2 separate regions of the Homo sapiens genome follow, and region 2 is linked to region 1. Evidence: read pairs that join two places in POLR2A ChIA-PET (ENCODE). Cell type or tissue: A673. All regions are shown on one strand.

Region 1 (2,500 bases):
TATGACCCATTGACTTGGTAAAAGTTCCAAGGCAATTCAATGAGGAACAAATAGCTTTTTTTTTTTTTTTTTTTGAGACAGAGTCTCTCTCTGTTGCCCAGGCTGGAGTGCAGTGGCATGATCTCAGCTCACTGCAACCTCTACCTCCTGGGTTCAAGTGATTCTCCTGCCTCAGCCTCCTGAGTAGCTGGGATTACAGGTGCCTGCTACCATGCCCAGCTAATTTTTAGTAGAGATGGGGTTTTGCCATGTTGGCCAGGCTGTTTTCGAACTCCTGACCTCAGGTGACCTGCCCACCTTGGCCTCCCAAATTGCTGGGATTACAGGTGTGAGTCACCGCTCCCGGCAAGAATAGCCTTTTTAACAAATGGTGCTGGGGCAATTGGATAACCATATGCAAAAAAAAAAAAAAAAAAAAAAAAAACTTCAACGCTTACCTCACCATTTACAAAACTTCATGAATGACATGGATCACAGACTTTAATATAAGAGCCTGAATCATAATACTTCTAGAAGAAAACATGGATGAAAAATGTAGTGACCTTGGGCTTGGCAAAGATTTTTAAATATGATACACAAAAGCATAAGCTATAAATGAAAAGAACATCAATCAACTAGACTGGATTAAAATTAAAAACTTTTTCTTTTCAAAAGATACTGTTAAGAAAATTAAAAGGCAAGCCTCAGGCTGTTGGAAGATACTTGCAAAATATATATCTGACGAATGACTTCTATCTAGTTGTATATGGTTGTGGGGGTGAGGTCTGGGGAGAAGAGTGGGAGGTATGAGAGGGAGGAGTGACAAAAGGTCATAAGGAAACTTTTTTGGGTGATGGATATTTTCATTTTATTTTACTTTTTTTTTTTTAAAAAAAATGTAGGCTACCTTGGTAGTTTATGAAGGAAATCAATAGTATTAAAAATTGGATGTAAAAAATGGATACCATCAGAAACCCATGGATGAAGAGAATGGGAAGCTGCTCATTAAGATCAATTGAACAGGATGCCTCAGGGCATCACCAGGGCCCCAGCCCCTTCCAGTAGCTAAAAATGCAAAGAAAAAGATAGAAGAAGGAAGGAAGGAAGGAAGGAAGGAAGGAAGGAAGGAAGGAAGGAAGGAAAGGGAGGGAGGGAGGGAAGGAGGGGAGGGAAGGGAGGGAGGGAGGGAAAGAAGGAAGGAAGGAAGGAAGGATTATAATACTTAAATTATACTTACAAATTATTTTTCCTGAAATAAGAGATTTGAAACTATTTTGAAAGATCATGTAGTAACCGGAAAAACTGACCGAAAACGATGGACTCCAAGATATATCTTAATAAAATTATTTAAAATTTTAAAATACAGGGGATATTATAAACATACGCCAAAGATTATCCCCCCATATGCCAAGCTTTTCATTAACTTGACTAAAGGTTACAAGTATAGTACTAGGATCCTCTCCTGAATGGACACAGGCCCAGCTGCCTTTTAACCGAGAGAGGTTGGGTTCTATCTGTGAGGAGGCACTGAAAACATTACTGGGCTGATCAGTTCCCCTCAGCTGGCTTTCTAGATGACAAAAATTCTTTTTAATTCACATAGTCTACCAGTCTGTGGGACTTGAAAATAGCCAAGGGAATTCTGGGGAGATAAAAAACGGTCTTGTCTTGACACAGCTTATCAAAGAGCAAAACTCTGGGCTCTATTCAGAAAGTATAGTACTCTATAAATTTAGTTATCTAAGTAAAGTTGAGGAACGTGCCTATGAAGTACCATTTCAAGTGAAGACCAGCTATAACTTCGCATATATACTCATTAGTGAATATAGATTTTAAAAATAGGATGCCACATGGCATCTTTTCCTGACTTTATTAACAGTAGTGTTGGAAGTGCTCTTTTGTGAGTCCAGCCCTACATCACCAAGGACATACCTAGCAAGGAAGTGAGGGTAATATTTTTCTATTTAATGTTTCATAATTCTGGCCTTTTAAAATGTCTGACTTGAAGAAAATAAGTCAGTCATATTCAAGATTAATCTATACAACATGTTTGACGGTATTTTAAGTTTATATTTTTAAATTTAATTAATTGGCAAAAATTGTATATTGTATACATTTACAGTGTACAACATGATGTGCATATATATATATATATATATACACACACACACACACACACACACATTGTGGAATGGCTATGCAAGCTAATTAATGTGTGAATTACCTCACATATTTACCTTTTGTTTTGGTGAAAATACTTAAAATCTACTCTCTCAGTAATTTTCAAGTATACAATATATTGTTATTAACTATATTCACCACGATGTTCAATAGATCTCTTGAACTAATTCCTCCCACCTAACTGAAATTTTGTGCTCCTTGACCAACATCTCCCCAATTCTCCTACTCTCTAGCCTCTAGTAACCACGATTTTACTGTTCAACTTTTCTAGATTCCACATTATATGTTCATTATCTTAATTGTGGCATGGTTTCCAGGACAGAGGTCAAACTTATCAGAT
Region 2 (2,500 bases), 710 kb after region 1:
CAAGTATGCTGGGAAGGCAGTGCTAGTTGCTTCACCAGTCTTTCCCTTCTTCTTACTAACTGGACTCCCAATTTTCTTTCTTTCTTTTTTATTCTATTTTATTTATTTTATTTTTTTTGAGATGGAGTCTCACTCTGTCACCCAGGCTGGAGTGCAGTGGCGTGATCTTGGCTCACTGCAACCTCTGCCTCCCGAGTTCAAGCGATTCTCCTGCCTCAGCCTCCTGAGCAGCTGGGATTACAGGTGCATGCCACCATGTGTGGCTAATTTTTGTATTTTTAGTAGAGATGGGGTTTCACCATCTTAGCCAGGCTGGTCTTGAACTCCTGACCTCATGATCCACCTGCCTTGGCCTCCCAAAGTGCTGAGAGTACAGGCGTGAGCCACCGCACCCAGCCCTGGACTCCCAATTTTGTCCTGGGCAACAATGTGCTAAGCTAAAAACAGAAAAAGGAGAAGGGTTTATATTTCTTAAAGTTTTGCTTGGCCGGGCGCAGTGGCTCACACCTGTAATCCCAGCACTTTGGGAGGCCGAGGCGGGTGAATCATGAGGTCAGGAGTTCAAGAGCAGCCTGGCCAACACGGTGAAACCCCGTCTCTACTAAAAATACAAAAAATTTGCTGGGCATAATGGCAGGCGCCTGTAATCCCAGCTACTTGAGAGGCTGAGGCAGGAGAATCGCCTGAACCCAGGAAGCGGAGGTTGCAGTGAGCCAAGATCATGCCACTGCACTCCAGCCCTGGCGACAGCGTGAGATTCTGTCTCAAAAAAAAAAAAGTTTTTGTTGCGAAGAGTCCATGTCACTGTTTAGGTAATGAGAAAAAAAGCAGGATTTTTGGGGGAAGTTTTGCATTTCTGATACTTATACATGGAAAACACATTTATCTTCATCATTTCTTCCCTCATGGAAATAGATGTGAAGCTGGAGGCTGTGAGATGGCAAATATGAGGAGAAAAGCTGCTTGTCCAGGATGGTGAAGTGGAAAGCTAGTGCAGCTTGGTGTGTTGTTGATGTTGTGGAGCTGCTGCTCCAGCCCTGAGCCGCCTGCCTGCAGACTTCTTGTTATGTGAAGACTACAAACCCCCTTTGGGCTAAGTCACTAATGCAGAGTTCCTGTTTTGTGCAGCAGAACTTGTACATATATACATGGATAGAAGCTGGAAAGCTGCCAGTCACAGGAGCAGCCCTAAGAATTGGCTGCTCTGTCTCCACCAGCTATCAATTGCTACATGGTTTGTCTCTCATGGTGTCTATTTATTTTTCCTGAATATTTATTTATTTTTCTTACTCTAACGACTTGCTTCCTTATCTAATCTTTCTCTGTTCTCTAAGTCAAACTTTCTACTTACTAGTAATTTCTGCTCTCGTGATTTTAGTTAACCACAGTCCACCCTGGCCTTTCCAGCATATCTTTACATCATGATTTTTACCTTGCAGCACCCACACTAATTTTCTCATTCTTTGTTATTCCAAATTCTGGAGAGGAGTATGACAGTCCTGTTATGTTTAGGCCACAGGCCAATCTATTGATCGGTCACCCCTGGGTCTGGTGTTCACCTCTAATCCAAGCAGCTGTGGTTTGGGGGACGAATGATTTTAGGAATCCTATAAAAATCATGGCCCTCTAAGGGCCCTTCTCAGCAAAGACTCTGGACAGATCAAGGCTGGCAAGAAGGGACAGGACAAGCATCATAATGTAGCTCAGGTCTGCAACACTGTACCAATAGAAAGCATAGCCACCCCTGCAGACCAAAGCCAATTAAAGTCCCATTTTAAATTATGCACATTTCAGAAAACATAACCTAATAAACTATGACTGGGAAATTCCAGGACTCAAGTCTTAATCCCAGTTTTTCTATTAACACACTATGTGAAAGTTTGAAGATCTCTTTGTGCCTTACTTTCTTCATCTGTAAAAATAGGGAACTCATATCTATTACCTCTTGAGGTTGTAGAGAGGAACAATAAAATTGATTTGCAAAGTGTTTTATTGCCATAAAGTGCTATGCTGAAAACAGCCTGTGTTTAAATAGCCTGATTTGTTACAGTATGTAATAAAGAGTGCTATTTAAAGAATACATTCTCAATAAATGCATTCTTAATTTTCTTTCTGTTGTTACTTTTGTGACGTTCACTAAAATCCAGGAAGAATACTCTGAGATGTTAAAGTCTTTATTCACACTAAATTTTTCCCTACCCAAAAAATAAAATTCCAGTCCCATAGTCTTAGTTTACTCGTCCACAATTCATTCAACTAACATTTAAGTATAACAACTCAATCTCAAACTTTATGCTTAAATTTATGGAATCCAAAGTAATGAGTACAGCCAGTACTGACTTTTGAGTGTCACTTATGCTCACCTCTTCCCAGCTCCATCTTCAGTAATGTTGATAGCTCGAAATCAGCTATTTTCAGGGTATTTACACCACAGAAATGAGCAAATGTATAAATGGGGTCTTCAACTTTCTCCTTTCCAGAGGACTGGTTATTAAACATT

Evidence for each region. Peaks named below come from ENCODE experiments on the same cell type or tissue, not always from the same donor. Only the 100,000 strongest peaks of a DNase experiment are listed, where the experiment ranks them.
Region 2: POLR2A ChIA-PET joins it to region 1 with 5 read pairs; 2 of 35 experiments call an interaction of 5 or more read pairs at or near these places.

The regions. Positions count from the first base shown.
Region 1 is chr4:108,673,560-108,676,059 of GRCh38, forward strand. No RefSeq gene overlaps it. Among named protein-coding and RNA genes, the nearest start is that of OSTC, 24 kb to the left of the region's middle. In A673, no CTCF peak of the experiment used is centred here; DNase peaks (open chromatin) are centred at 1,022 and 1,482; H3K27ac peaks cover 2,072 bases.
Region 2 is chr4:109,379,886-109,382,385 of GRCh38, forward strand. No RefSeq gene overlaps it. Among named protein-coding and RNA genes, the nearest start is that of SEC24B, 53 kb to the right of the region's middle. In A673, no CTCF peak of the experiment used is centred here; no DNase peak of the experiment used is centred here.